Linked DNA regions of Homo sapiens: region 1 is linked to region 2. A link is an interaction called in ENCODE POLR2A ChIA-PET data of the cell type or tissue named here. Cell type or tissue: A673. All regions are shown on one strand. Each heading gives the region's core, and the rest is flanking DNA. Links, peaks and the distances in the headings are about the cores only. Region 1 holds the start of LOC105374921 (a long non-coding RNA gene). Region 2 has its middle 610 kb from the start of TFAP2A-AS2.

Region 1 (8,335 bases), core at 147-8,146, 550 kb before region 2:
AAATTATAAATTGTATTTCTCCCATAGAGATGCAAATTATTTCTTTCTATTATAAAAGATAATCCCAAAGGTCATAATTTTATCGACCAGTAAGACATTACCCAGTTTTATATCTAACAAGCTCATTTCAACTTTTTTTTTCTGATAGGATAAATAAATACCCATTTTCCCCTCCCTCCCTCCCTCCCTCCCTCCCTTCCTTCCTTTTTTTTTTTTTTTTTTTTTTTCCGGAGTCTCGCTCTATCTCCCAGGCTGGAATGCAATGGCATGATCACAGCTCACTGTAGCCTCAATCTCCAGGCTCAAGTGATCCTCCTGCCTCAGCCTCTGTAAGTAACTGGGACCACAGGCACATGCTACAATGCTCATGCCACCACGCACAACTAATGGAAAAAAATTTATAGAGAGAGGCCTTCCTATGTTGCCTAGGCTGGTCTCAAACTCCTGGGCTCAAAAGTGATTCTCCCACCTTGGCCTCCCAAAGTGCTGGGATTACAGGTGTGAGCCACTATGCCCAGCCAGTAAATGCCCATTTTCTTTTCTTTTCTTTCTTTTTTTGGAGACGGAGTCCAGCTGTATCGCCCAGGCTGGAGTGCAATGGCGTGATCTTGGCTCACTGCAACCTCTGCCTCCCAGGTTCAAGTGATTCTCCTGCTTCAGCCTCCGGAGTAGCTGGGATTACAGGCTCCCGCCACCAGGCCTGGCTAATTTTTGTATTTTTAGTAGAGATGGGGTTTCACTGTGTTGGCCAGGCTGATCTCAAACTCCTGACCTCGTGACCCGCCTGTGTTGGCCTCCCAAAGTGCTGGGATTACAAGTGTGAGCCACCGTGCCCGGCTGACCCATTTTCAAATGCTATTAGAATCACCTTTGCCATCTTATTTGTTCCCTCATTAATTAGTTAAACAAATATTTTACATGAGCTCATTATATGTTCATATGAGGGTGAACGTAAAGAATTATGAAGGGTTGAAGGTTTTACCCTACCTGTAAGTTAACAAGTTAGCCTGTCATGGTTTAATGGATGCTGGCAGAAGACATGAAACTCCTGGGTCAGAGACAAAGGACTTTATGATGAATGGTACAGCAAGCAACATGAACACCAGTGTATTTGTGCCAGTTCCCCTTTCCTCTGCAAGTCCCATAAGGGTGATGTGGATAGACCTAAGTAGATGCCTATACATTCAGTGTGTCACATTATACTAAACTTAAGGAACTTGAATCTTTTATAATGTTTAGTAAGCCTGATTCCCCTTTTCTCCAGAGTGAGACACTATCTCTACCTTCCAAAGCTATTTGTTATGTAAACATCCTTGTAAGGGCAGCTTGGAACAAAGTACCTTGCTTGTAAGATATATAGAAACTTAAGAGACCCATGGAGAATTATCTCCCAACAGCCAATTTTAAAAAATTATACCCTGGCCAGGGTGTAACAGCCTGTAAATGACCACGCCTGGATACTTCCTGGCTGCAATGTCTGGGCTGTTTCCACCGTACTGAGAAAACCCAAGTCCCACTGCATGTGACCAACAAAAGAATCCCCCACTACTATTAGCTCTTTGTATCTTTTCCAACCTAGGGTGGAAGTGGCCTTGGTTTGAAAAAGATGCATCAAAGCACAAAAAACGTGGTAATTAATCAGTTTTATTTCCAAAGCCCTACATGTCTTGAGATGCTTAAAATACTTATTGTGATAAAATTTTAATAGAACCCTAAAACTACAAAAACTTTAAGGCAATTAAAACACTAGTCTGTGAGCAATTTAAGAGCAGGGACCATGTTTTATTTGTTTTTTGAATCGTTGGAACCTAACACAGTGTCTGGTACCTAGTAGGTGTTCACCAAAATTTTTGTCGAATTAGTGAATAAATAAATTAAGAGGGAGGAACACTCCTGTTTACCTCTTTCTTATCCAGTTTCTCTTTGGTCCTTTCCTCTTCTAGAAAACAAAGCAGATATCTGTTGAACTCATTTATGCCCTTTGCTTCAGCTGCTTGTTCCAATAACTTATTCCATATGTTTATTTCCTTTAGTGTGAAAAGATTTGGCTCAAGTTTTCTTTTTTATTTATAGTTTCCTGAGTTTTCAGTCCTGTCCCTGCTCGCCTGTTCCCTTTCCCATACACACACACCCGGGAGTGTGAAGGAGCAAGTGCCGACAGCTACAACCGCGATTCAGAGGTTCTTGAAAGGGTTGCTGTTGTTTCTGGACAGTCATCCTGGGCGGCTGTCCCCAGGCCAGCGAGGCCGACTGCTTAGCCTGCAGCCTGGGCCGCACTCCTGAGACACTCTGCCCCCATCTGACTGGCCACGTGCCCTCTCGCTCCTCAGGTGAGTGCAGCCCATATGGTGATAGAGCGAAATGGGGACAGACCCACTGAGCTCCCACAGGGGCCTAGAAGTACTTGACAAAAGGCCGAGCTTGGAAGGGCACGGTGAGTCAATCTGCTGGCCCAGAGGAAAACCAGAGATTAGAGATCTACGCTTAATTAATAGGCGGTGAGGAAGCCATTTCCAGACTCACCCTGTACTTTCAGAAGCAAATTGTGAATTATTGCCTCGAGAGATAGGCTTTAGAGTGTAAAGTCCATTTTTGTGTCAGTTGAGGAGCCTAAACAAATGTTGAATGGCACCACTTTCTCTTTTTCTTTATTTCCTTTTTTTTTTGAGACAGGATCTCATTCTGTTGTCCAGGCTGGAGTCCAGCGATGCAATCATGGCTCAGTGCAACCTTGAACTCCCGGGCTCAAGCCATCCTCCCACCTCAGCCTCCCAAGTAGTTGGGACTATAGGCATGCACCATCACAACTGGCTAATTTTTAAATTTTTTGTAGAGAGGGGGCTCCCTATGTTGCGTAGGCTGGTCTCGAACTCCTAGCCTCAAGCAATCCTCCCGCCTCGGCCTGGGATTACAGGCGTGAGCCACTGTGCCCAGCCTAATGACACATTTTCTGATTGGACATTAGAATGCCCAAGGGTCGAGCCTAGCAGTGTGCTCCTTCTGGGTGGTTTAAGGGAGGCAGATGCTCTGTGGCTTCAGGGATGTGTAGCACACCTAAGAGCCACAGAGTCACCCTTTCCTAGTACCCTATGAGGCCACATGTAAAGTGCCTCAGTCTGGGGTCATCTTGTTTTCTCTCTTTTTTTTTTTCTTTTTAATCCCCATTTAGCTCCAAGCAAGAGAAGGAACTGGCCCTTCTTTTGCTTGTGCAAGGGTGGATAATGACTTGCATATTCCAGGAGAGTGGTGAGGCTCACCACCTTGATAGCTACATTTTGTCTGGGCTTCTCAAAGAAGGGAGGACGAGGAACAGGTTTTTGGCAGGTTTTGTTCCAGTTAGGGCTGGGCAGCAGTGAAACAGGCTGCCTGTCAAGTCCTGAGTTGTCCAAACTGCAGAAGGAATTCTGCTTGATATAGGAGGCTGGAATAGATTATGTCTAAAGTCTTTTCTAAAAGCACGGCTGAGGGTTTCCCCAAGTTCAGCTTTCTTATAGGAGGGCAGTATGGTGTGTTGATCAAAAGCAGTGGCTGAGGCCAATCAGTCTAGATTTCAACTCTGCTACTTATAGCCTATGCTGTGTAGCCTTAGGCGAAAGTCTGTGCCTTCGTTTTTTCATCTGTAAAATAGGCTCAATGACAGCAGAATCTATTTCATGAGAGCTATGCTGCCTCATCTCATGGAGCTGGTGTAAAAAATAAGTGGATTAGGCTAGGCACTGTGGCTCACGCCTGTAATCCCTGCACTTTGGGAGGCTGAGGTGGTTGGATGACTTGAGCTCAAGAGTTCAAGACCAGCCTGGGCAACATAGTGAAACCCCATCTCTACTAACAGTACAAAAAATTAGGCTGCTGTGGTGGCGTGCACCTATAATCCCAGCTACTCAGGAGGCTGAGGTGAGAGGATGCTTGAGTCTGGGAGGTGGAGGTTGCAGTAAACTGAGATCGTGCCACTGCATTCCAGCCTGGGTGACAGAATGAGACCTTGTCTCCAAAAAAAAAAAAAAAAAAGGAGAAAGAAGAAAAAAAGAAATAAGTGAGTTAATACACAGAGTGTGTAGAACGATACCTGGCCCAGAGTCTGAGATTGATAAAGAATCACTATTATTAACTGTTTAAAACAAACGGGAGCTGGGCACGGTGGCTCACGCCTGTAATCCCAACACTTTGGGAGGCCGAGGAGGGTGGATCACCTGAGGTCAGGAGCTTGCGACCAGCCTGGCCAGCATGGTGGCCTGTTTCTACTAAAAATACAAAAACTGGCCAGGTGTGGTGGCAGGCCCCTGTAATCCCAGCTACTTGGGAGGCTGAGACAGGAGAATCACTTGAACCCGGGAAGCAGAGGTTGCGGGGAGCCGAGATTGTGCCATTACACTCCAGCCTGGGCGACAAGAGTGAAACTCCGTCTCAACAACAACAAATGAACAAACAAAAAGGTTCTGAATTCCCATCTTCCCTGCGATAAGTGGTGGGGTGTTTTCTGTCTTTTTTCCTCGTAACACATCCCCCCAGATTCATGGGAACTGAGCAGGGCAGCTGGGCAGAGGAGGGAGAAGCAGAGACGTGATGTGACAGCAGGAAGGTGGGAAAGAATCAGCTCTATCCTCCTACACAGTGCAAGTCACAGCTGCAACCAACCTTCTTGTTTGCAGTGGCAAAGGAGGAAGAGGCAGTGAGATGGCAAATAGGCAAGGCCACCATCAGTCATTGTCGTCACTGTCACCATCGTCTTGCAGATCAGCCACAATCCTGCCTGCACAGAACAGGTACTCAAGAAATGCTGTTCTCTCCCCAGGGCTGATAACTCCCCGATCTCCACTTTTCAGTCGGCTTCTCTTTTACCTATTCCGGGGCTGCTGTTCCAAAAGCTCTCCAATACCCTCACTCCACTCTTGGCCTCACTCCTAACAGGTTATATCACCTCCCTATGTACAGAGGCCATAGAGACCACTGGGAGAACCACTCAATGTCCCTACTTTTTTTTTTTTTTTTTTTTGAGACGGAGTCTCGCTCTGTCTCCCAGGCTGGAGTGCAGTGGCGCGATCTCGGCTCACTGCAAGCTCCGCCTCCCGGGTTCACGCCATTCTCCTGCCTCAGCCTCCGGAGTAGCTGGGACTACAGGCGCCCGCCACCACGCCCGGCTAATTTTTTGTATTTTTAGTAGAGACGGGGTTTCACCGTGTTAGCCAGGATGGTCTCGATCTCCTGACCTCATGATCCGCCCGCCTCTGCCTCCCAAAGTGCTGGGATTACAGGCGTGAGCCACCGCACCCGGCCAATGTCCCTACTTTCTTTTTCTTTTTCTTTTCTTTCTTTCTTTCTTTTTTCTTTTTTTCTTTTCTTTTTTTTTTTTTTGAGATGGAGCCTCACTCTGTTGCCCAGGCTGGAGTACAGTGGTGATCTTGGCTCACTGCAACCTCTGCCTCCTGGGTTCAAGCGGTTCTCCTGTCTCAGCCTCCCAAGTAGCTGGGATTACAGGCATACGCCACCATGCCCAACTAATTTTTGTATTTTTAGTAAAGATGGAGTTTCACCATGTTGGCCAGGCTGGTCTCGAACTCCTGGCCTCAGGTGATCCACCTGCCTTAGTCTCCCAAAGCGCTGGGATTACAGGTGTGAGCCACCTCGCCCGGCCAGTCCCTACTTTCAAACCTGGTTTTCCCATGCTGTAACTCGTTAATCCATGTGTCTGAGAAAATAGCAGTTCCTCTCCTCTCTGAGGCTAAGCTCTCTGCTACCCGGGCATGGCGCGTGAATCCCTTCTGCTTCATTTGCCACAGCCACTGCCTCCTATGCTAACTGTGAGAGCCCTCTTTTCTGAATATTCTATTGTTTCCTCTCCTTTAGCTCCCTCCTTGGAGCTGACAAACATGTCCATGTCTCCTTAAACCTAAAATCATCTACATGCCCGTACTGTCCCATCTCAAGATACTACTCTGTCTCCTTTCTATGTTGGGAAGTTTCTTGAGCAAGGAATTCCTTTCTCTTTTCGTCCTTGGGTCATTTAATGCACTTATGTGGCTTTGACCAACATTGAGATCTCAGTTGTGACCTCTCCCTGTCATCTGCTCCTGAGGTTCCGTGGGCGTTTCCAGTGTGATGCATCCCAAACCAAGCACATCATGTTCCTCCCTGAACCAGGTGATCTTCCTCCTGCTCCCTCTTCCATTTGGAATACTGCCGTCACCACCTGTGCAGTCTCTCCGACCAGAAACCTCAGTGTCATCCTGATTCATCCCCTCCCTCAGCCTCCTCATCGAATGAGTCACAGAGAGATTTTACTGGAAGATAATTCCCAGCATGTGCTTGCTGAGTCCTCTCAGACTTGTTTCTGAAATCTGACTTCCTACCCTTCACTCCATTGCCCCTCTCTGTTCAGCTCCTCACCTTTCCCTTGAGCTACTGCACCAGTCCAGCCACCCTCTCCCTTCCACCAACCTCTCCCCTTGCGTGGGCCTCAGTGTGTCCTGCTGAAATACGCACATTGACATCCTAACCCCCAAGGTGATGGTGTTAGGAGATGGGGCCCTTGGGAGGTGATTAGGTCAGAAGGGCAGAGCCCTCATGAATGCGATCGGTGCCTTTATAGAAGAGTCCTCAGAAAGCTGCCTTGCCCTTTCCACCATGTGAGGGCACAATGAGAAGGCACTGTCTATGACAACCAAGAAGTGTGTCCTCACCAGACACCAAATCTTTCTTTGTTTTCTTGAGACAGAGTCTTGCTCAGTCACCCAGGCTGAAGTGCAATGGTGCTATCTTGGCTCACTGCAACCTCCGCCTCCCAGGTTCAAGTGATTCTCCCACCTCAGCTTCCCAAGTAACTGGGATTACAGGCACCCACTACCAGGCCCGTGTAATTTTTGTATTTTTTTGTAGAGATGGGGTTTCACCATGTTCTCTAGTTTGGTCTTGAACTCCTGACCTGAAGTAATTCATGCACCTTGGCCTCCCAAAATGCTGGGATTATAGGCGTGAGCCACCGCGCCCAGCCACCAATCTATTGGTGCCTTGATCTTGAACAGCCCAGTCTCCAGAACTAAATTTCTGTTGTTTATAAGCTACCTAGCTTATAGTAGAGTTGACTCTTGAATGACATGGGTTTGAACTGCCTGGGTCCACTGATATGTAGATTTTTTTCAATAAATTTATTGAAAAAGTTTTTAGAGATTTGCAATAATTTGAAAAAACTTGCAAACTGCTGTAGCTTATATGGCAAATATAGGCAAAAAAAATACTGAAAAAATTAAGAAAAAGCTATGTCATGAATGCATAAATTCTATATAGATACTGGTCTATTTATTTGTTAATCAGCTTTATGTTATGGGTAAGGTGACGTGGTTTGGATCTGTGTTCCCACCCAAATCTCATATTCAGTTGGAATCCCCAGTGTTGGAGGTGGGGCCTGGTGGGAGGTGATTTGATCATGGGGACGGTTTCTAATGCTTTAGCACCTTCTCCCCAGTGCTGTTCTCATGATAGGGTTCTCACGAGATCTGATTGTGTGAAAGTATGTGGCACCTTCACCCTCTCTCTCTTCCTCCTGCCTCGACCACGTGACATGTTGTCTCCCTCTTCACCTTCCACCATGATTGTAAGTTTCCCGAGGCCTACCTAGAAGCCAACAGATGCTGCCATGCTTTGCTCTGTCGCCCAGGCTGGAGTACAGTGGTGCGATCTCGGCTCACTGCAACCTCTGCCTCCTGGGTTCGAGCGATTCTCCTGAGTAGATGGGATTACAGGTGTGCACAACCACTCCCAGCTAATTTTTGTATTTTTAGTAGAGACGGGGTTTCATCATGTTGGTCAGGCTGGTCTCGAACTCCTGACCTCATGATCTGCCCGCCTCGGCCTCCCAAAGTGCTGGCATTACAGGTGTGAGCCAACGCACCCGGCCAACCTCTTTTGTTTATAGGTATTTCTTTATAGCAATGCCAGAACGTACTACTACATAAGGCTTCTGGTCAACAGTAGGCTATTAGTAGTTAAGTTTTTGGAGAGTCAAAAGTTATACGTGGATTTTCTACTGCACAGGAGTTGGCACTCCAAACACCCCCATACAGTTCAAGGCTCAACTGTATTTTCTTATAGCAGCCCAAACAGGCTAAGAAAAGTCTATTCTCTAATCTGTTGATGATGTAATTTATTTAAGTGGAAATTCTTAAAATCTTCATGGGTTTTCTGAAGCCCTACAAAGTCAAGTCCCCACTCCTTAAATCCTGAATATGGCACATAAGGTTATTATATTTTCCCCTACAGACTCACACTCCCAGACCTCTGCAGCTTTGCTGGTGGGGTTCAGGCACGGGTACCCCACACTCCAGGCAAGTTGTACTTCCGG
Region 2 (8,335 bases), core at 9-8,008:
TTTTTTTTGCTTAAATATCAAGTTCAAAAGTCAACTGTAAAGCCGCCACATGAGACACTGTAAAATACATGTATTTGCAAAGCAGGGTTTTTTTTCTTTTTCTTTCCCAGTGATTTTGGATTAAATATGGAGCTAAATATTCTTACTTTAGAATTTTTAACTTTTGGGAAAGTGAGTTTGACTTAACTAATAAACTGTCAGTATTATTGACGTTTTAACCTAGTGTTAGGATACTGAGCAGAAGATGACAGCCAATTACTCCTAGACCATTTTGGCTTTCTAGTTTTTCCTCAGGGTAATGTAGGCTATATTTTCCACACCTACTGCACTGAGCTATAAACTTGACTTCTAGAATGCTGCCCCTAGTTCCCCTAAAAGGAGGACAGGTAGCACTCTAGAAAACATGAATACCAGCATGTTCAATCCGAGAATACTGTATATCACGAGAGGAAGAATGTTTTCTGTTTAGGAAAATGCTTTAGAAAAAAAAAGATTAATCATTTGCTCTGCTCTGAGCGTGGAGACTTATTCAAGCCTCACATTCAGAGACTGCAGAGGCATCTTCTGCTCTTATTCTAAACAAATTTATAGACAAACGGAACACAAAAATCTCTTCAAATACATGCCTTTACTATTGCTTATATTTATTTATTTTTCTTGGAAGCATATTATTAGCAGTTGATGTCCCCCATGGGTTTGTTTTCTAATATATCAGGGCTGTGATACAGTGTGCTGTTTCTGCCACTAATATGTTGCTAAGAGATTTAATAATGGGTAAACAAACACAACATGTGGTAATTCATTTCAAATTAAAAGTTTATTAAACTCTGGCTTGATGACTTTCTGGCTATTTACAATTAAAGGAGTGAAGCTTAGGGAAGGGGTGACCACGTGGTGTGTTTATGGCTGCAGCGTTTCTGTATGAAAAATACGTTTATGATCTTTCACAAGCTGTCCACGTTGATAGGCTCCATATGTAATCTGTTGAGTCAACTACTGTCCTAGGGTCATGAAACAGTGACTTTAGTGCTCATTTGCAGGCACATATGTGTGTGCACACACAAGCACACTCATGTGCACTCACATACACATACTGCAGGATTCCAGACTTAATCCTGTGGTTGATGTTTTAAGTGGTGGTCAGCCTTGCAAATAGGTGGATGTCAGAGGCCAGAAAATACTTATAAAAGGCCAGAAGAAGAGACTCATGATATAACTTTTGGATTATCGCCATCTTTTAGGTTGTTTTACTTTTCAGGAGTCAGTCTAGGCTAATATTTCACACACTTGATAATTTTGTTTTGAATGTGCCTGCATTGCATGAGCAGTGTTCTCTGGCAGGATCTATATCTGTTTCGTGATGCTGAATTCAATTCAGAATTTTGTTGTGCAATCACGAGAACGAATCATGCTACCAAATGCTATGGAATTCTAAATCAAAGCAACACCCAGTCCTTGGCCTTCGAGGGCTTACTTGAGCCCACGCCTGCTCCACCGTGAGATATGCAAGTGTCCACATATCCAAGAGATGACGAGAAGGCCCACCAGCACTCTATTTACATAAGGGGCCTGCAAGCCTTCTCAGAGAGAATTCAAACGTGGAGAAGAATTGAAGCAGATGCAGTTGGCTAAATAGAGATTCAGTTGTTAGGTGAGAGGGGCGATTGTGGGAAATGTATGATGTCCAGGAATCACGTTGTTCTTTAGCCCAGTCATCTCACAGTGGAATTCCCAGGGAGAGGGAGGAGTGCTTGGAAACACTCCCCAAACTGCTAAAAGAGAACCATTTCATTGAAATTCTGTCAGACACAGAACTGTATATTATAGTATATACTCTCCTCTGAGACAGTTAGGCGTGCTATATACAAATACAGTGGTCTTCCCTTACCCAAGCTTTCGATTTCCGAAGTTTCAGTTACCTGTGGTCAACTGTGGTCCAAAAATAGTATAGTACAGTAAGATATTTTGAGAAAGAGACCATATTCACATAACTTTTATTACAACATACTGTTAAAATTGTTGTATTTTATTATTAGTTATGGTTGTTAATTTCTTACTGTGACTAATTTATAAATTAAACATTATCATGGGTATGTATGGATAGGAAAAAGTTTAGTGTAGACAGAGTTTGGTACTATGTGAAGTTTCAGATATCCAATGGGGATCCTGGAACTTATCCACCATGAATAAGAGGGAACGGCTCTACTGTGTTCTGTGTGTGGCAACGTTGTAATTCAGGGTGTTATGGAGCCACTGCAGGGAAGCATATATGGATGGAAATTAGTGGTTCATGGGCTCATGTGAGCATGCAGGTGGACTCCTGGAAATAAATGACTGGGCTTTTGAAGTCAATTGAAATTGGTCTGAACTTTTAATATGACCCCGTTTTTAATCCTGTACTGATGTGATCTGGGGACATATGTGTTAGTTTCACAATCTTGTTCTGGGGCTAGAAGGATAATTTAGAGTTCAAAAGGCAAGCATAGTCGGGAATTATCTGGGGGTAAAAGGAAAACCACCAGCTAAGTTAAGAAGTCACATAGTATAAGGTGTATTTGAGGAACTATAAGGAACCACTGGGTTCCAGTATACAAATTGGGATGGATTTGGGCAAGGATCATTTTAGGGCACAAAATCCAGTAAGAAGGACATTACATTAGCTTGGAGAAGAGATGGTAAGGACCTGAGGTAGAACACTGCTGTGGGATGCACTCTAGAGACGTGATAAAATTGCATTAACAGGACTTGGAAAGTGAAGAGCTGTGTCATAAGCAAAGATGTGAAGCTTGTAGGCAAGACTATTTGTATCCCAGGTTTCCAGGAAAATAGCGTTGCCCTTATTGGAGATAAGAAACCCAAAGGAGCAGGTATCAGATAAAAGTTAACCAGTTACTTTTGGACAAACTGAATTTAAGATGTTAGGGGAAATTAAGAAGACAATGACTTGCTTGGAGTTGAAAAGATGAATTTAAAGCTCAGAAGTAACATATGGGTGCCATCCTAATATTCAGGCTAAAGCCACAGGAATGAATGAGTTTACCAAGGAAGAAAAGAGTAGACCTAAGAGTAGGACATTCTTAATTGAAGGGACAGGTAAAAGAAAAGATGCAGGAAATTGCAAAAGAACACTCTGAAAAAGCAGAACTAGGAGGTCAGACATTGTGGAGGTTTAAGTCTCAAGAGGGAAGAGAGTGGTTACATCAGTAAGATAAACTGTTGCAGCACTAATCAGACCTGATGTGCATAGAAATCACCCAGAGATCTTGCTAAATGGAAAATTCTAATTCATCAAGTTTGAGGTGGGCATTAATTCTGTAGGTCCCATGTGATGCCTATGGCACTGGTCTGTGAACCTCACTTTGCTTCAGATTACCAGGATAAAAATGAAAAGACAGTTGCCTAGAGCTGCTTCTGAAGGCACCAGCTCTATCTATTCCCACTTCCACTTACTGGTTTAAGTCTTAAAAAATTATTCTTAGAGAGATTACAATTGCAGGACAGTAGTCTTTGTTTGGCTTATTTATGTATCCCAGGTTCTACAAGATACATAAATGTATGATGTCCCAAATCATAGCTTCTCAGTAAACATTTGCAGAATGAATAAATGAATATAGCTCTGAATACCAAGTAGGATCAGAACTCTTTTCTATGGAAAGCAGTCAAGTAGGCATTTTATTTATTGCATTTTTTAAATTAAAATACAGTAAAATTGACTTTTTTAAAGAGTATTCAGTTCTGCGTACAAATACAGATTTGCGTAATCACCACCACAGTAAGAATAAAGAAACATTTCATTGCCACTCCCCAACCCTTCAAAAAAACTGTGTGCTGTGTTTTACAGGCACCTCCTTCCCTCCACCCATCCTAATCCCTGGCACTCACTGATCTGTTTGTCATCACCGTAGTTTTATCTTCAAAATTGGCATAGTTGTCATTACAGTTTTGACTTTTTAAATTGTCATACAGTATGCAACCTGTATGCATACTGGTTGAGATTGGCTTCTTTCACTCAACATAGTACCACTGAGAGTCATACAAGTAATTGTGCATATCAACAGTTCGTACCCCGTCATTGTTGAGTGGTACCCCTTTATATGGATGTACCACAGTTTATCTGTTCCTTAACTCAAGGACATTTACATTGCTTCAATTTTTGGCAATTATGAAGAGTTGCTATACATGCGCATAGGCAAGTTTTTGTGTGAATATAGTATTTACTTATTCAGAATACATACCTACGAGTGTGATTGCTGGATTGTATTGTATGTGTATATTTAACTTTTTAGAAACTGCCTGTTTTACAAAGTGACTGTATCATTTTACATTTTCACCAGCAGATGGGAGTTTCAGTTGCTCTGCATCCTTATCAGCACTTAGTATTGTCAGTCTTTTAAAAGTCCTAATTTGTGTGTAGTGGCATCTCATGATTTCAATTTAGATTTCTTTAATGACTAATGTACTTATTTGCCATATATCCTCTTTAGTAAAGTATCGGTTCAAGTCTTATGCCCATTATTTTAATTGAATGGTTTATTTATTTGTTTTTCATTGTTGAATTTTGAGAGTTCTTATCCATTCTGGATACAGATACTTTTTTGCAAATGCTTTCTGTCTGAAGTTTATCTTTTTATTTTCTTAATATTGTCTTTCACATAGCAAATGTTTTGAATTTTGATGAAGTTCAATTCATAATTTTTTAAATGGATTGTACTTTTGAGGTCATGTCCTTGAACCCTTTGCCTACACTCCAGTTCACAAGATTTTCTCTTACGTTTTATTTGGAAAGTTCTATAGTTTTGCACTCTACATTTAATCCAATGATTCATTTGGAGTTAGTTTTTGAGTAAAGGGTGAAGTTAAGTTTGAAGGTTTTTAATTTATTTTCACATATGAATGTCTAATTGTTCCAACAACATTTGTTGAAAACACTCTTCATTTATCGTTGAATTGCCTTTGCAGTTTTGTCAAAAATCAACTGGCCATATACCAGTGGTTCAATGTCAGTGACTTATTTGGTGACCTGGCAAGAGGGCTCTGCCTAATATATACTGTTATAGATATGATAGACATAAGCCAGTATATCTGTAAGCCATAAGGTAGAGGAAGAATGAAAAGATGACAAATTAATTATAGCTGCAGTGGGAGCCATAGAGGCACACATGGAAGTAGCTGAAGTCTCTCCATACTGAAGCTCAGGAACAGGAAGCCATAGACAAATTGGACAGCAGAGCTTAGCTGGTATGCTCAGACAGTAAGAGACCTACTGTGTGACTTTGAATGGTTCTGTATCTGTGGTCAGTTTTAGCCAAGTCTCCATATCATGTTCCCTGAAGGGCTGAGGCCACCATTCCCACATGTATAAGATAAGGGAAGCAAGTTGTTCTCAGACACGATTAATTATCCCAAACCAGAGATACATATTTTCAGTTAATAATTTGCCAGTCAATTGTTTCCCTGTTTCTGTGGAAGAATCATTAATCTGGCATTTGAAAACAGCACATATGACTTTGCTTTTGACAGCTGGAGCTGAGTTTGTGGAGAAGCTGTCTCAAATAATTCTCTATCGTGTGTATCTCTAATTATTTTCAGATAGCTCTTAAGGAATGAGTACTTCTATAAAATATATCCAAGCTTTTAAGAATGTGAAATTGACATTACAGAATTGCCATTTGGTGAAATGTTGAGGCAATTTTTAGACTTTAACTGTGGCATTTTTTATCTTAAATGTCTTCGTTTTCAAGTAGCATAGGTGGATCTAAGTCCTTTATCTCAGTGTAAAATTGAGCCTCGGGGAACCACAGTATGTTTCAAAGTGATTAATCTGCATAAAAAGCTAATTACCTGCAATTTTTAAATGCCTTTATTTAAGATATGGAAATGCATCAAAATATTTTAATTCACAGAAATGCTCAAAATATTTTAAAGCAATTTAAATCTTTTTTAAAGCTTCCATTGCTCAAGGTAAATCCTTCCTTCCTTCCTTCCTTTCTTCCATCCTCCCTCCCTCCCTTCCCCCTCCTTCCCTCCCTCCTCCCCTCCCCTCCCCTTACCTTCCCTTCCCTCCTTCTTGGCTGTGAAGTTGTAACCTTGTAACTTCATTTGCAAACTGAATATGACTTCCAATAGCTGCAACATTAAACTTCCTAAACTGGGGCTTAGCTGGGAAAATTTTTTTTGTTTTTGAGACGGAGTCTTACTCTGTTGCTACGCTGGAGTGCAGTGGCGCGATCTCAACTCATTGCAACCTCTGCCTCCCGGGTTCAAGTGATTCTCCTGCCTCAGCCTCCGAGTAGCTGGGACTACAGGCACACGCCACCACGTCCAGCTAATTTTTGTATTTTCAGTAGAGACAGGGTTTTACCATGTTGGCCAAGATGGTGTCGATCTCTTGACCTCTTGATCCGCCCGCCTCGGCCCCCCAAAGTGCTGGGATTACAGGCGTGAGCCACTGCACCCACCCGGCCTAACTGGGAAAATTTCACACAAACGTTAATTGGAGGTGTAGTGAGTATTTGCACCATTAACAGATTTCTTTTAAAACATTATTATAATTTGTTTTAATCTTTGGCTTATTTTGTGAGGTTCTTCACTATCCTTCACAGCTCATTACAAGAATGGTTTTTTGTTTGATCCACTTCAATCTCAAAGTCATTTCTGAAAACTGCTGGAATTCAAAAAGCTTTAAACAGTCATGCAGGTCTTTAATTGTAAATTAGTTTTGACAGGACTACGATGCAGAGGGCTGCCTGGTTCCAAAGTGATGCTAGCTGACAACTCCTGCCTGCTCTGGGAGCAAAGGAACATGTGGAAGGAATTGTTCTTTTACATTTCACAGCTGGTCATTTCCTCTGCAGGGCAGCCCCTGACCCCTCTGAGAGATTCTGACACCCAGAAGGGAAGTGTTCCCACTGATGTAAAGGAAGTAGAGAACCAGTTTGACGCTAAGAAAAAAGGGAGGAGGGTGTGCTGAAAAGATCTGGGGGACAGAGAGACAAGACGGGCTTAAAACGTTTCCAGCAGGTTCGAATCTTTGCTGCATTGTTTCCTGTCATGAATGAAGACCAAAAATCTGTTTATTTGGAAGGGCCCAAAACATTCTGAGTTTTTCTTAATGCTATCTTTTAAATTTTTCTTTTTTTTAAGTGGACGAGGCAATAAAAATGAAGTTGTCACATGTGAATGATCCAAATTGAGGTTTGAGGAAAATTTACAAATATCTGTTTCCTGATCTACTCCAATACATTGGTGTGTGAGATATGTTTCCAATTACGAAGTGTGTGTGGATTAGATCAACAACATCAGATTGCAGCTTGTGTTTTCAGGACATTTTACATTCTCAACATATTATTTGGTCTTATATATTCATCACAATCCATTTATCCTCTGTATTTGTGCAATTTAACAGTGCAGTAAGAAAACATAAGAGGGCAATTGGATTGTATTATTATTCAAACAGGTTTGCCATTTTTTTCCACTGAGTAACATAGACCATTTCAAAAGTCAAATGATCAATTTTTTGGCAGCCACCAATGAAGTCATTTTCAAAAGTTCTTCTTCTTCTTCTTCTTCTTCTTCTTCTTCTTCTTCTTCTTCCTCTTCCTCTTCTTCTTCCTCTTCTTCTTCTTCTTCTCTTCTTCTTCTTCTTCTTTTTCTCCTCCTCCTCCTCCTCCTCTTCCTCCTCCTCCTCCTCTTCCTCCTCCTCCTCCTTCTTCTTCTTCTCTTTCTCCTCCTCCTCCTCCTCTTCTTCTTCTTTCTTCTTCCTTTTCTTCTTTTCTTCTTCCTCCTTCTCCTCCTCTTCTTCTTCATGCTTGAAACCCTTTTTCAGAATATATACTTGTCTGAGTGTGCTCTTTAAAGCAGGGAAAATGAACACTTACTTTCTCCCTGCCCTCCCACAGCCCTAATCCCATTTTGTGAATGTGTGTGTATATGTGTTCTTTAATCTATTGTGGTAGACATGTTAACAAAGGCAAACATGCCACGTATAATCAGCAATCATTGATAAGAATGAACTATTCATGATAATAATCCTATTTTTCTTTGGCCAATTTCTCTCATTTAATCTGTGCATATTCAGTGCCTCAGAATTAGACAAATGTCTTTTCAAAAGGATAATGCGGAAGTGAATATTGACAACAAAGAATATTGTAGTTCTTGACTCAATTTGATCCACTGCAATTGACCTAACAGGTTGGGAAAATCAGAGCGCTTCTAACTGGCCTCAGGAGCAGCAGTTTAGGAGGGAAGAGTTAATGTGGAGCTATGACAAGACACACTTAACTTTGGTCTCACTATTCAGTCTGGACATTCCCAGAAGTATTCATAGCTAAATGCA

What was found. ChIA-PET counts read pairs that join two places held together with the same protein. Peaks named below come from ENCODE experiments on the same cell type or tissue, not always from the same donor. Only the 100,000 strongest peaks of a DNase experiment are listed, where the experiment ranks them.
Region 1: POLR2A ChIA-PET joins it to region 2 with 15 read pairs; 2 of 35 experiments call an interaction of 5 or more read pairs at or near these places.

The regions. Positions count from the first base shown.
Region 1 is chr6:10,345,850-10,354,184 of GRCh38, reverse strand. LOC105374921 (a long non-coding RNA gene) reads left to right here and starts at 2,091. Exons shown (of 3, transcript XR_926459.3): 1 at 2,091-2,330; 2 at 4,650-4,763; 3 at 6,139-6,222. RefSeq lists an enhancer at 5,798-6,997. In A673, for the core only: no CTCF peak of the experiment used is centred there; no DNase peak of the experiment used is centred there.
Region 2 is chr6:9,794,612-9,802,946 of GRCh38, reverse strand. It overlaps the pseudogene OFCC1. Among named protein-coding and RNA genes, the nearest start is that of TFAP2A-AS2, 610 kb to the left of the region's middle. In A673, for the core only: no CTCF peak of the experiment used is centred there; DNase peaks (open chromatin) are centred at 6,086 and 6,866; H3K27ac peaks cover 1,171 bases.